Linked DNA regions of Homo sapiens: region 2 is linked to region 1. A link is a loop called in an ENCODE intact Hi-C map of the cell type or tissue named here. Cell type or tissue: breast epithelium. All regions are shown on one strand.

Region 1 (8,000 bases):
GTAGGTGAATTACATCTCACTAAAATTATCACTTTGGCCGGGCGCAGTGGCTCACGCCTGTAATCCCGCTCTCAGGGAGGCAAGAGGCGGGAGGATAGCTTGAGCCCAGGAGTTCGAGACCTGCCTGGGCAATATGGCGAGACCCCGTTCTCCAGAAAAAGGAAAAAAAAAAAAAGACAAAAAAAAGCGTAAAATTATCACTTTAAAGTGTTTTCTTTTCTTTTTTTTTTTTTTTTTTTTTGAGACGGAGTTTAGCTCTTGTTGTCCAGGTTGGAGTGCAGTGGTGAAATCTCGGCTCACCACAATCTCTGCCTCCCGGTTCAAGCAATTCTCCCGCCTCAGCCTCCCTAGTAGCTGGGATTACAGGCATGTGCCACCACACCCAGCTAATTTTGTATTTTTAGTAGAGATGGGGTTTCTCCATATTGGTCAGGCTGGTCTCGAACTCCCGATCTCAGGTGATCTGCCCGCCTTGGCCTCCCAAAGTGCTGGGATTACAGGCATGAGCCACAGCGCCCGGCCATTTAAAATGTTTTCATAAGCACTTTTACTTTTGCTCAAATTGCATCTTGATATAAACTTCAAGTTTTTTAAAATAAAGATAATATAAATTATTCTCATTATATTATACTCTCTAGAAAATGTAAGTAGTAAATTTGAATTTGATGAGCCAGTCCACTATTTCCTAAACAATGTATTATCTGTGGGCTGTTCATTCACCAGGGACACTTGAAATGGCAAAATCTTTTCCTCTCTGCCAATGGTTCTGTGCACCATAGCCACAAAGAAATGTAAAAGTTACTTGTTGGCTTATTAGTCTCAATAAGTTTTAGTTGATTGAACAAACAAAGTCTCTCACAGCCAGGACTGCTGCGGCTGGAATTCCTGACATACTGTCATACCTCTCACTCGTCAATCTACACTCTCCTCCCATCTACACAGCTCTGGAAATTAAAAACAATCCAACCATGACTATCATGGCTTCAGAGGTCTATGAACTCCCAGGAATTATACGCAGATTTTTTCCTGAGGACAGTCTACACTTCCTTATTGGCTTCTCAAAGAGGGTCACTGACCAGCTTTTAGAGACATGGGCCAAGTCCGGCTACGTTTAGATTCGGTAGTAGTGTCTGTGGTTTTAGTTTGCCACGTCCTTTCCTCTTTTTTTCGTCATAGTGCCCGCTCTTTGGGAGGTAGGGGAGAGTCTTCCCCTGAAGTCTCCACTGCTGCTGGAGAACCTTCCTTTTTCATCTGGTTGCTAAATCCAGAGAATGAAATCTAGGAGATGATTGCACCGTCCCCGCCCCTCAACATGAAGGATGCCCCACTGCCCATCGGGGAGGGGAGCAGGGAGAGCTGGAGAGAGGCTGGGTCGGGGCAGGACCCAGGCGCAGATCCTCCGAGGCCAGCTGCAGCCCTACCTACCTGCCTTCCCGTCTTTCCCCTCCCTTCTTTTCTCCTTCTGTCTTTCCTTCCTTCCATATCTCTTTCCTTGCCTCTTTCCCCCTCCCACTGCTTCCTTTCTTCCTTCCACTGTGGAGGTGGAAAATTTAGCTAGGAGAAGCTGGGACTGGGACGTTCCAGGAACCAGACAGAGAGTGAGTTAAAGGCACAGAGATGAAAACGCGGTATGGGAGAGCTGGTTCTTGAGTCGGCTAAGAGGGGATGAACTCAATGGTTAATAGGATTGGCCATGGCGAATCCCTCAGCAGGGCACGCACCGCACAAAGGGCCGAGGAGCGAGGGTAGCTCGAGGTCAGGATTACAGAGACTCAGGAGCAAGAGAGGAAGGCTTAAAGAGCCAGACTGCGCAGCCAGGACTGGGGTGATGGGCGCTGTCCTGCCAGGCCAAAGAATGAAGATGTAGCCCCGCCCCCAACCTAGGGAGGAGGACCAGCCCGGTTCCTGTCCTGCCCCCGCAACCTCGCCCCGATTCCACTCCGGGAACCTCGGCGATGCTGAGCCAAGACCACTTCTGAATCAGGGATGACTTGTCTAGTGAACCTAGGGTCAGAGCCATCAGTTGGAAAGGCTGGGAGGAGCCTGGAGAAAGAGGGCGACCTTCCTTGGGATCTGTGCGCTCCCTCCTTGCCTCCCCCTCCAGCCTCCCACTTGGTAGCACCTTCCTGATCCCCTTATCTCTAAGGCGCTCAGGGAAATGCCCCGCTGCGGGAGCCTTCTGGGAAATGCTGCCCTGGCCACCCAGGAACCATGAGCCCTGCAGCCCCGGTAAGGAAGAGTTCTCTGGGACAGGAGGAAGGGCCCAGGGCAGGGTGGGCACCCTTGCCACATAGGGGACGGGACAGAAGTCTTTTAGGCCCTGACATCCTCTGGTCTCTGAATGACATCCTGTGGCTGCTGGTAGGTGAGGGTTTGCGGGGCTGAGCTATTGAAGGAAATGATCACAGTCCGAGGTGATAGATACAGAAAGTCTTCCTTTCTCCAGGTGGGCTCCCGCCAGTCCATTCTTCACTGTGCCCTAGAGGGGCCTTTCCGACCCCCTAATCACACACCTCACTCCTCATCTTGAAACTCCCACCCCCAGCTCCAGTCACTGCGTCCTAACATCCAAGCTCTCCGCCTGTCATGCAAGGCCTCTGTGCTATTTCTTTCCAAACCCTGCAGCTCTATCGCCTGACACTCCCGATGCCCTCCCCACCCCTGCGCTTTATGTTCTAGACACACGGAAATGCTGGGCACTCTTCAACATCCTGACAGTATTCATAGGGGAAATTTCGGGTCGCCTAGGAAACTGCCCCTCATCCTCCAAGGCCCCTTTCAGCCTCCTCTGGGAAGCCTTCCTGAACCCCTTGAGAAAAGTCAGGCTCATCTTTTCCATTGTTAAATCACACCTTGTGCTCCAATTGTGTGTTTCCATGTAATCTCCCTCACTAGACTGGAAGCTGGGGATGGAAAGGGGAAGCATCAAAAAAACATGCAAAACTAGGAGCTTGGCTTCTCCTTGCAACTTTACTTTTTCTTTTTTTCTAGGAACTGAGTTCAATGATTCTTAAGAAAAAGTATTTCATGATAAATGAGTGAACAAATGTCTTAATAGAAAAGTAAAATTGCAGGCGGGGCTGCTTCTGCCCAGCTCTACAGGGGTAGACTACAAGTCCCAGTACGCCTCGGGTCAGCATCTCTTCACGTCACTCCCCCTCCCTGGGGTGGGCAGGTCCGGAGGGCGGGGCCCGGGGGCAGCTGGGCTCTCAGGCGCTGCGGGAGGAGAGAAATGCCCCAGGCTCTCCGGGGCACACAAAGCGCAGGCGCAGCGGGTTGGGTGGCAGCAGCATCGAGTAGCGGCCGCTTAGGCAGCAACATCCGCAACAAGTGTAGACAAGGTGGGTGCATCAAGGGGAGGGGCTGGAAAAGGAGTCTGCACCTGACCCTCTTGTCTGATCTGTGTCAAGACCGTGGAGAGGGGAGGGAGCGGCAAGAGGAACAGACAAGGCTGGGCCTTCCAGCCCAGGTGTGCCAGCCCTTGTTACGCAGCAACAGGTGTGAGCAGGTGGGGGAGGGGCGGAGGCACCCGCTGGCAAGTGAGTCGCCCTCAGGAACAGAGGGCACCTACCTGGATTCCAGTGCAAGCTACATCATGTACATGGATGAGTCATTTGCTAACCCTCAGTTTGTCCATCTGTAAAACAGGAGTAAGGATTCCCTTCCTAACAGGGTTAGAGTGGGGACAAGGTGAGGGAGTAGAATGTGCGGTGACGTCCAAACTTAGCTGTACATTGGAATCATCTGAGGATCTTTGAAGAGTATCAGGGCTTGCCTCCTGCCCTCAGACATTCTGATTTAATTGTTACGGAGTGTGGCCTGGTATCGGAAGTTCTCAAAGCTCCTGCCGGCATAACGGTTTGAAGCCAGGACTGCTGGGTGTGAGTCTGGGCTCCATTGCTTACTAATCAAGTGGCCCCGTGCAACTGACTGGACCTTTCCGGCCCCCGTTTCCCCATCTCTGAAATAGGAATAATAAGGACTGCAGGGAGGCTTAAATGAGATAATGGATGAAAGCACTGATAGGGGGTACCCGGACAGAGTGCTCGGTCCATCACAGCTGCTGTTGAACTGCTCTTTGAAGCACTTTGTAAACAGCTCTAGTGGGGTCCAAATAGGAGGGAGCTTTTCCCTCATCCATTGCCGTGATTCTAATATTCTGCACTTCCACATTACAGAATCCCAAGGTTTCTAATACTTTAAGAGTCTCATGCTCCACCGACTGAGCTAGTCAGGCATATTCTAATGTTTCAAGAGCTCCTCCCTCCAGCCTCTGCCTGCCTCACAGACACACTTCTACAGATCTAGAAACTGAGACCAGGACAGAGGGCCAGGGAGGAGGGATATGGCCAAAGTTACCAAGCTGAGGCTGGAATCCAGGCTCCTGGTCCCCACCCCCACCCCACACCAATGGCTGCCCTGCTGACCCCACAGTGACAGTGCTCCCATTCTCTTCCTGAGCAGAGAATGGGGAGGAGGCCGAGGCCGCCTGGCCCTTGTTTACTAACCCTCCCTCAAACGTTTCCTGGGTGGCTCCCCAGGGACGGCAGGGCTGGGGGCTTCTCTCCAGGGAGCTGCTGCTGAGGCCTGTGTCTCCCGTGGCTCCTCTGACAGGTCCCGCCTGACTCCGCTCTGGAAAGTCCTTTTGAAGAAATGGCCCTGGTGAGGGGCGGCTGGCTGTGGAGACAGAGTGAGTGATCCTGGGCCCCTGGTCCTGGGGCAGGGTGAAGGAAGTGGCTTACTGGGCTTGCCACGGGGAACACTTCTCTCAAGAAACCAGGACCTTTTCATCCTTCCCTTGTTTGTCCATGCTCTTCCCTCTGCCTGAAGGTCCTTCCCATTCCCGACTACATGGTTTAAACTTCTATTTGTTCATCACGACCCATCTCAGATGGGCCCCTCTCTGAGGAGCCTTCTCTGGCTTTTCCTCTGGCCCCCACCCCTGCTCCTGCAGTAGCGTCAAGCTGGATTAGAGGCTCCCTCCTCGGTTTTCACGGCGCCTTACAGTGATCTCCTTAGAACAGAACTGTCTATCTGTGGGTATCCCCACTCCCTGACCCCAGACTGGCCCCAGTCTGCGAACTCCTCAAGGACAGGGGCTGGGTTTGACCCTCTGTGTGTCCACAGTCCCCCAACCCCGGGCTGGACACAGAACGAGGCACAGAACAAAGTGAAAAATGCCTTTGTGCTTTGGAATCCACAAAGCCCTAAGAAGCTCTCTTATGTCTTTGCCCTTCCCTGTTAAGATTTCCAGTTGCAAAATGTCAGAAGCTCGGTCTCGGGCTTCTAGACCCACCTCTGACCAGAGTCATGACCTGAGCAAGAGCTATCCTGGGGACCCCTGGGACAAGCAGCCCCATGCCCCATACCCCTGCCCATTCTCAGTTCATTTAGTTCAGCAAACACTGAGCCAGGTCTCCCTGGGTGCCAGGACCTGCGTGGGGAGCCATAGCCCCCAGAGTGGTACAGGAGGCAGATGCTACACAAATAACCATCACACAAGTCAGAGATGAGAGATAAGAGGCCGGGCACAGTGGCTCATGCCTGTAATCCCAACACTTTAGGAGGCTGAGTTGGGAGGATTGCTTGAGCCCAGGAGTTTGATACCAGCCTAGACAACATGGTGAGACCCACTGTCTCCAAGAATACCTACCTGGCTAATTAAAAATTAGCCAGGTGCAGTGGTGCGTGCCTGATGTTCCAGCTATTTGGGAGGCTGAGATGGGAGGATCACTTGAGCCCAGGAGGTTAAGGCTGCAGTGAGCCATGCCTGTGCCCCTGCACTCCAGCCTGAGTGACAGAGCAAGACCCTGTCTCAAAGACAGAGAGAGAGAAGATGCAGGCTTAAGGTAGGGAGAGGTCTTTGCCCTTGAAGAGACCTGGGGCTTGGCCTTAGAAGCTTCCAAGTAATGGGCCCAGTCACTCATTTCCCTGTTCAGCACGTGTATCGAGCTTCTGCTATGCATCAGACCCAATGGGAGGCAGGAGGTGAACAAGACAGAAAGAGGTCCTGCCCTCATTTCAGGGGGTAGACAAGAAAAAGGTGGTTGTAACACTAGGGACTGAGGCTGAGGGGACTTGGGAGTCTGTCTGGGGCTTCTATTCCCAGCAGGCTCTGGGATCAGCCTGCCTAGTGCATCTGGAATATCGTACAGGCTCCATCCTCCGCCGCTGGAAGCGGAACTGGTTTGCCCTGTGGCTGGACGGGACCCTGGGATACTACCACGATGAGACAGCGCAGGACGAGGAGGACCGTGTGCTCATCCACTTCAATGTCCGTGACATAAAGATCGGCCCAGAGTGCCATGGTGAGCAGAAGCCCCTTCCTCTGTGGCACCGTGACTGTGGGCAGAGCCTCCCGCTGTCTCCGAGAACACTTGCTGTTGGAAGTCTTTTTGCAGCTTTCAGAGGCATTTCACAGACATTGCTTCTGAGCCTCTGTCAACTCCAATTCAGTTTGGTGTGAGTTAAGAAATAGGTCCTTGGCTGTGTGTGGTGGCGCATGCCTGTAATTTCAGCACTTTGGGTGGCTGAAGCGGGCGGATCACTTGAGGTCAGGAGTTCTAGATCAGCCCGGCCAACATAGCGAGACCCTGTCTCTTAAAAAAAAAAAAATTGGTGAGATGCGGTCACATATGGCTACTGGGGAGGCCGAGGCAGGAGAATTGCTTGAGCCCAGGAATTCAAGGCTGCAGTAAGCTATGATCCCAGTACTTTGAGAGGCATGTAGATTACTTGAGTCTAGAGTTCAAGACCAGCCTGGGCAACATGGCAAAACCCCGTCTCTACCAAAACAAAAACAAACAAAAATTAGCCGGGCATGGTAGTGTGTACCTGTAGTCCCAGCTACTTAAGAGGCTCAGGTGGGAGGATTGCTTGAGCCTGGGAGGCAGAGGTTGCAGTGAGTGTTCATGGCACTGCACTACAGCCTGGGGGACAGAGCTAGACCCTGTCTCAAAAAAAAAAAAAAAAAGAAAAAGAAAAATCAGTCCTTTAGTGCCTTTCTCCTCTGTGCTGTCTCAGAGGTGAGCCAGGCACAGTTCCTGCCCTCCAGGCGCTCGGTACTGGATGAAGACGAAATGAAATTAGGAGGCCCAGAGAAGCGAAGTGGCCCAGAGTCACAGCAAATCTCCACATTCCTCCACCAAGGCCCAGGCCACAGTTCTAACAGGGTAACTGGGAGGTGTGCTGAGGGAAGCCTCAGCATGGAAAGGTTGGAAAGGTTGGAAACGTAGAGTGGAATCCCTCAGAGAGTATATGGGATCAGAGGAGGTTGGCAGTGGCCAGTAAACAGAGCCCAGAGAAGTCAATTCCTATTCCTGTCCCTGCTTTACTGGGGGGACCTGGGGCTTGTGCCTGTGGAAACCCATATATGTGTGTCTGCTTCCAGATGTGCAGCCCCCAGAGGGCCGGAGCCGAGATGGCCTGCTGACTGTGAACCTACGGGAAGGCGGCCGCCTGCACCTCTGTGCGGAGACCAAGGATGATGCCCTGTGAGTCACTCCCAGGAGAGGATGGGGTGGAATCTCGGGGAAAGTTACCATGTGCCCCCTTCTCATTGGGCCTTCTGGTTCTCTGACCGTAGGAAGAGGGCACTAAGGCCAGTCAGCAAGGGAGTCTTATTGGAGGCGGGTGGAGTGGATTTGAAGGGCTTGTGGTGACTGGCATGGCACACAGTGAACTCCTCATGTGGTCTACAGTGAACTCAGGATTGCTGAGGGGGAGGTGTGCACACCTGCCTCAGGTATCTGGTTCCTGGTCTTTAGCGGCCTCTGAGGTGAGCCCTCACCTGAGGGTGATGCAAAGCAGCAGAGCAGCCTAGTGGCACCCTTGCTCCCTTCTTAGAAGATGCCCTGGTGGGGGACTCTGATCTGAGGGGTAGCCCTGGACCTGCCTACAAAGGCAGTCAGCTGCGTCCCAGGCAGGGGCACCCCAATGTCAGATGCATATCCACGTGGCCAGCCTGGGTGTGTCCTTCTCAGGCACCATCTGCTGGCTCA
Region 2 (8,000 bases), 220 kb before region 1:
AGGCCCACAAATAATGACCACATTACATGAACCTTGCTGGACTACCATCTCTTCTGAAGGGACTGAGCTGTGGCCATGGTAGCTTAAAAGGCACTGGGCACTGTGCCACACCGAACCTAGTTAGCCAGTGGGGCACTCCTTGCTAATAACTCCTTCTCCTGTACACCCAGCTGAGGCCAGACAGACATACTTCTTGCATACCCCTGAATATCTCCTACTGAGGTGTTACTGGGTGCCCCACCTGGGATATTTCCTCATGAATTAGAGGTGGTCCTTTGGGCCATTAAGAAAGCACATATGAAATTTGGGGTAGGTAGGAAATATAGATGAGGCCCAGTTTAAGATCTGCAAAGACTTCCCAGGCTGACTCAAAGCTCAGCTCGAGACATCTGAAGGATGATACTTCATATGTTTTAGAAATGGGGAGTGACTCAAAAAACTTACCTTCATGGTGTCCTGAGGGAAGGAGAAGAGAAACAGAGTTCTGAAGTGGGACTTGCCTAACTTTTTAGACATTTTCCTTATTATAATTTCAAACACTAGAGAGGAAACATTCTTGACTCAAATTACTGTTTATGGTAAAACGAAGAATTTTAGCAACATATTTTCCACTCAAATAAAGTCTTGGGGGGGGGGTCATGGATATGGGGTGCTATATAGTATATTAGCAGAAGGTGGGGCTGCATTGGCAATACTTAAAACATTTAAATAAGAGGCTAAGACAGGGTGTTATGAGAATAAAGTATGCCTATACACTCTCTAATTCCACCAGGACAAGGACATTCTACCTCTAGAGAGATCCCGTAACCCCCTCTGCCCATTCAGGTAACAGGTAATGCCTCTGGTTCCTTCGATCCCAGAAGTACTGGGGCCAGAGAAGGTCAGGGACTGTGCTGTTTTTGTTGAACCAAGGCTAGAATTATGGCTATTGTAGGCTGACTCTGCATTTGCATTAATGGCCAGCAATATATACAGCAGATGCTGAGAAATGAGAAGGAAATCATGGGCAGGAAAGTCACACTAAAAGGAGAATTCTGATAAGAGAAATGGAGACCCAGCAGTACTCCATGTAGAGCCCAGGGCCTTTCCTGGACATGAAGACATGGCTCTGCAGACAATGCAGGAGGAGGAGAGTCTGTTTTAAACAATCATTTTGCGTTTCTTTTCTTTGGGGGGGTGGGAAACAGGAAAGGGATAAAGAATCCAATTAGTGTTAACAAATCTTATCAACATGTCTCCAAATTTAGACTCTGCCACACATGTGGCTGGAAAGCAGTGGCCACCCAAAACAACTCTCTAAAAAGTAAAACATGTAGCTCTGAAAAGTCAGATAAAGCAAACCCATGCCCTCAAGACCCCGCAGGAATGCCATTAGGGGGCAGGAGGCCTGAATTTGGCTGTAGGAATTTAGAGAATTTGGAGGTTCTCTTCCATTCAAATTTTTTCCTCCAAGTGGTATATACTTTACCATAATTTTCATCATAAGCCAAAAGTCTGACATTAGCCTGAAGGACTGTGTGACCATTAAAGTTAGTAAATTAAACTAACTTATTCTTTACAAAAGAGTAAATCATTCTTTTATCCAAAGAGTGACTGAGGTCTACACTGCACTCAGCACTGAGGGGAGCGCCACGGTGGAAGGGAACACACGTGGGTCACAGTCACCGCACACAAGGTACTTATGGTCTAGCTGGGGATGCAACACAGCCACACGCCAACCAGGGAGTGAACAAGACAGCATGATACATAGTAAAATAATGTTCCAGGTTAACCAGGAAAGAAGCAAGTGCGACTGTGCCTTTGGTTACTATGTCTTTTCCAACTGATGACATGAACTATACTGTATATTTTTCTGAATAAAAATATTTTTCTTTATTTTCTTCTGGTTTCTTTACAAAGAAAATGAATTAGTGTTTTCCGTACGCCTCTGTATATTTGAATCCTTATAATTTACATAACTAGATAAATGTGAAAACACATCAAAAAAACAAATATTAGCTGTCAACTTGACCTCCCCATTAGTTAGTTGTACCATGTGATCCAGCTCCTCCATATAACGATTCTAAAGTCACCCATTCTATTGGTGGGAGCGATTCAGAGCTCAGTTGTGGGATGAAGACAATCCCAACTGAAGCTTTTAGAGGCATGGTCACAGAGGAGGCTGCTCTGAATGGCATGCCTGCCTTTGGGTGCTTGAAAAGTACCACTTCCTAGAGATGTTTTGTATTTTGAACTAAGTGGTAGTTAAATATAGGCATATACATATGTAAAGACATTATTAAGCTGTACACTTAAGTGTACTTTATATACTTTGCCGTCTATATGTTATCCCTCAATTAAACGAGAGAGAGAGAGAGAAAGAACCCTTGGCAGTGAAGGGCCATGGGCCCAGTCACAGCATGCTGCCCACATCCAGGTGCTGGGTTGTTCACTTCCCTGGATACGGGGCCCTCACGCCCTCTGACAGTTGAACAATCTGTTTAGCACACTTACAAGGAGACGAGGCAGCAAGGGACCATCATCCTGAACAATGTACTGAGTCAGGAAATCTGAGTTGTAGCCTGGGCTCTGCCACTTATTAGCTATGGGACCTTGGGCAAGTTACTTAACCTTTCTAAACTTCAGTTTTGTTGTCTCATAAAATGGCAATAATCATCACTCCTTGATTGCTTCATAGTACTGATGTGAGGGTCAAAAATAAAGTGTCACCCAGTCTTATAGTTTCTAGTTCTGGTTTCTGTCCCCTCTTCCATCTCCAAAGTTGTAGGCTACAGCTCTAATTGAAGCTCTCATCGTCTCTCATCTGAACTACACTACTGCAACTGCTTCCTCATGTTAAATCTGCTGCCCCCAATTTTCAAGCTGCACTCAGAGCGATATACCTAAGACCTAAACCTAATCATAAAACCCCCTTTCTTGAAAACATTCCATAGTTCTCCACTGACTCTAAGCTAAAGTTTGAACTCCTGTGTAGCATTCAATGCCCCACCATGATCATCTTGTCCCAATGACCTCTCTAGACTCTCTCATTGTTCTCAATCTCCAGCCCATACTACAGCCACAGAAACTGCTTATCATTCCCAGAATATGCCAAGGAGCTTCACATCTCCATGTTTTTGTCCACACTGCTACCTCTTCTGGCATGTATCTCCCCAAACTCCATCTGGTAATATTAATTAATCCATCAATCATGAGCTGAAGACTCACACCTACTACGAAGCCTTTCCTTCTCCCCACCCCTTAACCACAGCTCTCTCATGCATACCTATAAACTGACTATCCCAATCCCTATGATTCTTGGAAGCACCTGTACTTGATGGCATGTCTTCTCTCCACTAAACTGTGAGCTCCTTGAGAACAAGCCCCTTGTCTTACTAGTCTTCGTATTTTCAAAGGGCCAGCTTAGAGCCTGGCACAGAATTTTATAAAGTGAAGAACTGCATCCGTATTCTTTATGCAGATCTATTTCAGATGCTATAACTGGAAGGGGAAGAATGAAAGCTTCTCTAACTTTTTATGCACCCTTCTGTCCAGGTTCATATATCCTGAGGCAAACAAAAAATGACTACATGAGAAACAGGTCTGCAACTAACAAAATTGAAGTAATAAAATTATAAGAGGACAGTGTATTAGCATTTAAAGGGACCTCAGAGATCATGTGAAATTAAACAATTTATCTATGGCCTGGAGACAGTAGTAAATTGCCCAAGATCACACAGCCCACAGCAGTGGCAAGGAGAAATTTCACAGCTCATCTCCTGACAGATGCGCGACACACAAATTCAATTTCCAGCATCCAAATAATTCAAGGTTAAAAGTTGAGAAAGGGTGCAGAAATTTTACAAAAACATTTTCCTGAGCAGCCCAGGTGAGGGTGGTGAAAGTTGCAAGTCCCTCCCATGGTCCCTTCCTGTCTATGACAAAAAGGACCTAGTCAAGTTATACTGTTGGGACCCTCACAGGTGCCCAGAAGTTCCCGTGGTGCCTTGGGCCTGGAGTCCACACTGTCCAGAGAACCCAGTTCTGGTCCCTCATTTATCAGCACGCTGCCCCCCCCACCTCTCACCATCTTCTAGGAAAATGAGCCCAGAGCTCAAGTTCTGGGCTAAGGGAACATATTGTATCTAAAGTCAACCAGGTCTTCAAACATGTCAGACTGCCGATGGAGATGGAAAATCTGATCCTGGGGCAGACTAGTTTTTTGGGTTCTAATAGGCATAATCCAGGTACTCCTTCACAGAGGCTACCACAAAGCCAACTGAGGAGCTGCATACAGGCCCTGGAATTTTTATTCATTTGTTTGTTTGAATTCGGCAGCCAGGTTAGGTTGAGAGACGCCTTTTAGTGCCATGATCCTTTGCTGCTGCCCTAGGGACGGTTCATGTGTGTCTCCAACCCATGATTTTTGCACCATCAGACACGTTCCTGCATGCTTTAGGAACTGCTGCTGAGCCACCTGGGGGGAGCCCAAGCCTAGGGGATGGGATTTGGGGAGGAGAGGAGAGGGGATCTACCATTGTTACGAGAGAACACATTCATAGGCTGTAATACAGATGAGGAAAAATAGCTTTCCTACCATAAGCTGAATGCAGGAACTGAAACTCTGTTGGATAGAAATGTTAGTTGAAATTACCACTAAGAATTTGTGCAAAGTTGTATACATTGCAGTTACATAAACAGACTTTGTTTTGCAATAGCAGTTTCCCCCCAGCTTCACAAAAGCAGTAAATAAAGATGTAAAACACCTTTACCCTAGAGAGGGTGACAGACATGTCATCTGGGAAAGTCCATTCAATGCAGAGAGCCCCTCCCTGGATGCCATAGTGTCTTCCAGACAGCTGACCCAGAGCTGCCGGATGTGAACAAGCCCAAGTTCCTGCTTTTTGCTTGTCTGTTATAAGAATACATTTCAGTTCTCCCAGGAACTGCAGAGGGATTTCACATATGGCAGATGTGTTAGAGGAAGTGAAGGTTCAGAGACAATATCACCATCTTTGGCCTCTAAAGAGCTGTCTGTAAAACCTCTAAGAGATAGGACCAGTGCAGAGGCACTCCATCCCTGAAGCCTCTGGGTCACTGTGGTGCTATAGAAGGAGCACAGGTTGTAGGGTCAGACAAGTTGGGTTTGAATCCCAGCTATACTGCCTTTTTTGGAGACAGTGTCTCACTTTGTTGCCCAGGCTGGAATGCAGTGGTGCAATGATAGCTCAATGCAGCCTCCGGCTCCTGGGCTCAAGTGATCCTTCTGTCTCAGCCTCCTAAGTAACTGAGACTACAGGTGCATGCCACCAAGCCTGCCTGTTTTTTAAAATTTAATTTTTTGTAGAGACAGGGTCTTACCATGTTGCCCAGGCTGGTCTTGACCTTTGGCCTCAAGGGATCCCCCCGCCTTGCCCTCCCAAATCTACTGGTTTTTAGCTGTATAACTTTGGGCAACTTATTTAACCTGTTTGAACAAAGTTGGAGGCAAGAAGCCCCAACTCACAAGACTAAGGTAAAAATGAATGTTTGTAACATGACTTGTGCAGGGCTTGGAACAGGGCAGCTGTTCAGAAAGCACAAATTCCTTTTCCCTACCCTTCTCCAAGTTTGTTGTATGTAAAATGGGAATAATGTATTTGTACTTTATAGGGATGCAGTGAAATCAAATGAGACAATAGGGGAAAATGTTTTGTCAAAAGATTCTCATGAGGAGGTTATTTTATTTTTATCTGTATTAGTTAACCTGTTTATCCGTCCCTTCATTTATTTTCAAGCCAGATTACCATTAATAGGTCCCTCGATTCTGAAAGCCAAGTCTTGATTGGCTCCTACCTCTTGTGGGGCCAAAGAGTTCTTAAATAAGATCCCTGAAATCATTAAGAGCTTGGGAAAAAGCTCCAAATACCCACATTGCTTTCAGAACCAATGAAAAGAGTGAAATGTTTCCCTGCATCCTGGACAGATGACATCTCAGGGTATTCAGAGCTGCTAAAAATAGCTCTCTCTCAAGCAACTTCTGGGTCTCCTTAAAGCAGCTGAAAGAAATTTAAACCTAAGAGCCTGGTTCCTTCTGAAGGCACCTCTGTGCATCACAAATGGCTAGCTCTGGCAGGAAGGTGAGAGTAACCTACACTGTCCTTTCTGACCTTGAGCCAGCTTCTCCATGGTAGGAAGTCCCCCAGTCAGGAAATCTGCACTGTGAATCCAGAGGCCAGCATTCCAAAATATGCTGTGTGTGTGTGTATGTGTGTGTGTGTGTAGGATTCCAAAATATGCTGTGTGTGTGTGTGTGTGTGTGTGTGTGTGTAAGTAACTCAAAGGGAAAGGGATCTTCCCAAGGTTGCACCAAAATCAGAAGCAAAGTTAGTGCTACAATCTAGGTCTTTCAACTCCGAGTTTGGGGCCTTTAAATACAATACTCTAACGCTACCCTCTCTTATGGATTTTGTGTGTTTTTGAGAAAATAGTCTGGGTGACTTTAGTAGAAATATGTTGACTTTTAAAAACAAAATTGGGGACAATCAAGTTAGATGAGGGCTTATTTTTTGTTTGGAAATATGTTTTATTTATTTATTTTTTTTGAGATGGAGTCTCACTCTGTCGGCCCAGGATGGAGTGCAGTGGCGCAATCTTGGCTCACTGCAACCTCCGCCTCCCGGGTTCAAGCAATTCTCCTGCCTCAGCCTCCCGAGTAGCTGGGATTATGGGCACGTGCCACCACGCCTGGCTAATTTTTTGTATTTTTAGTAGAGACAGCGTTTCACGGTGTTAGCCAGGATGGTCTCTATCTCCTGACCTCGTGATCCACCCGCCTCGGCCTCCCAAAGTGCTGAGATTACAGGTGTGAGCCACTGCGCCCAGCCTGGAAATATGTTGACTTTTAAAAACAAAATTGGGGAAAATCAAGTTAGATGAGGGCTTACTTTTTGCTTGTTTTAAAATTAAAGCTGAATAACATGCCAGGATGTACTCAATCTCAATCTCTTTTTTTCCCCTACAGTTTCAGCCTCCTCCTATCTGCACTCCTTTCCCTCTTTAGCCAGTCTAACGCCTTAATTTCTCTCTGGCCCACTGATGCAACCACAATGTAGCAGTTAAGAGCTCATGCAGCACAGTGGCAGGGTGCTGGGGCTTGGATCTTTGGGCTAATTATGTAACTTCTCTAAGCTTTAGTTTTCCCATTTCGGAAATGGGGATAATAAGAGTACCAACCTCAAAAGTTTATTGCAATATGCAACAAGCTAATATAGATAAAGAACTTCAAATAGTTCCTGACACATAGAAAACATTCAATAAATAGTAGCTATTTATTCCATGTCTTTCCACTTATTGGCAAACTGATCCGAAACAATCCCACAGTCTATCACCAGAGGTGCTGAACATTATGAGAAAATAGCCCAGTGCTGGGGATGAGAGCCTGGACAAATTCACAGCCTCCACCATTCAGATGGGCCCCCCAATGTGACCCTGCTCTGTTATCTTTTGGTAGTTTCCAGTCCTACTCCTTCCTGTGAGGCTCTCACATCCTGACCTCCCTGGTTAAGAACCCTCCTTGATCTCTACTCCCCTCTGTCTCAGCAAATCAAGGTCATTAGATGAGAATTCTCCACTTTCCACTGGGCAATTTATTCTAAGCACATCTATCTGTGACCTTTCCTTTAGTCTTTCCTTTAGTTGCCCTCCTGCGTGAGGCACCCTGTCTCCACCTGCTACTCAACTTCCCAAACCAAAGAAGAGAACTGAGCTCCAGATTTCCCACCCCTACAGCAGCCTCTGTGGAGGCCCGGCTCTGATTGGCACCACCTCTCCTGTATCTCTGACTTGTCCTCTCCACTTGCACCTTCCTATCAGTACCCCACACTCATACCTGAGAAAACCTTCCTTCAACCCTACATTCACTTCTAGTCAGTGTCCTTTTGTTTTTCCTTTCCTGGTAGCTAAGCTTCTAGTAAGAATAGGCTATATATGCTAAATCTACTTCTTCACTCCTGATTCACTGCACTCTGGTTTCTAGCCTC

Evidence for each region. A loop is a pair of places that touch in the nucleus more often than their neighbours do. Peaks named below come from ENCODE experiments on the same cell type or tissue, not always from the same donor. Only the 100,000 strongest peaks of a DNase experiment are listed, where the experiment ranks them.
Region 2: it touches region 1 in a loop (3-fold over the local background); 3 of 110 quality-filtered maps call a loop at or near these places.

The regions. Positions count from the first base shown.
Region 1 is chr11:73,644,398-73,652,397 of GRCh38, forward strand. It overlaps PLEKHB1 (pleckstrin homology domain containing B1), which reads left to right and starts at 2,184. Exons shown (of 8, transcript NM_021200.3): 1 at 2,184-2,229; 2 at 4,615-4,690; 3 at 6,156-6,308; 4 at 7,391-7,493. The coding sequence starts at 2,212. RefSeq lists enhancers at 1,749-2,667, 3,303-3,462 and a silencer at 3,043-3,262. In breast epithelium, no CTCF peak of the experiment used is centred here; DNase peaks (open chromatin) are centred at 3,174, 3,494 and 7,715; H3K4me3 peaks cover 1,380 bases; H3K27ac peaks cover 1,776 bases.
Region 2 is chr11:73,420,446-73,428,445 of GRCh38, forward strand. All of the region lies in intron 3 of FAM168A (family with sequence similarity 168 member A), which reads right to left. Among named protein-coding and RNA genes, the nearest start is that of RELT, 48 kb to the left of the region's middle. In breast epithelium, no CTCF peak of the experiment used is centred here; no DNase peak of the experiment used is centred here.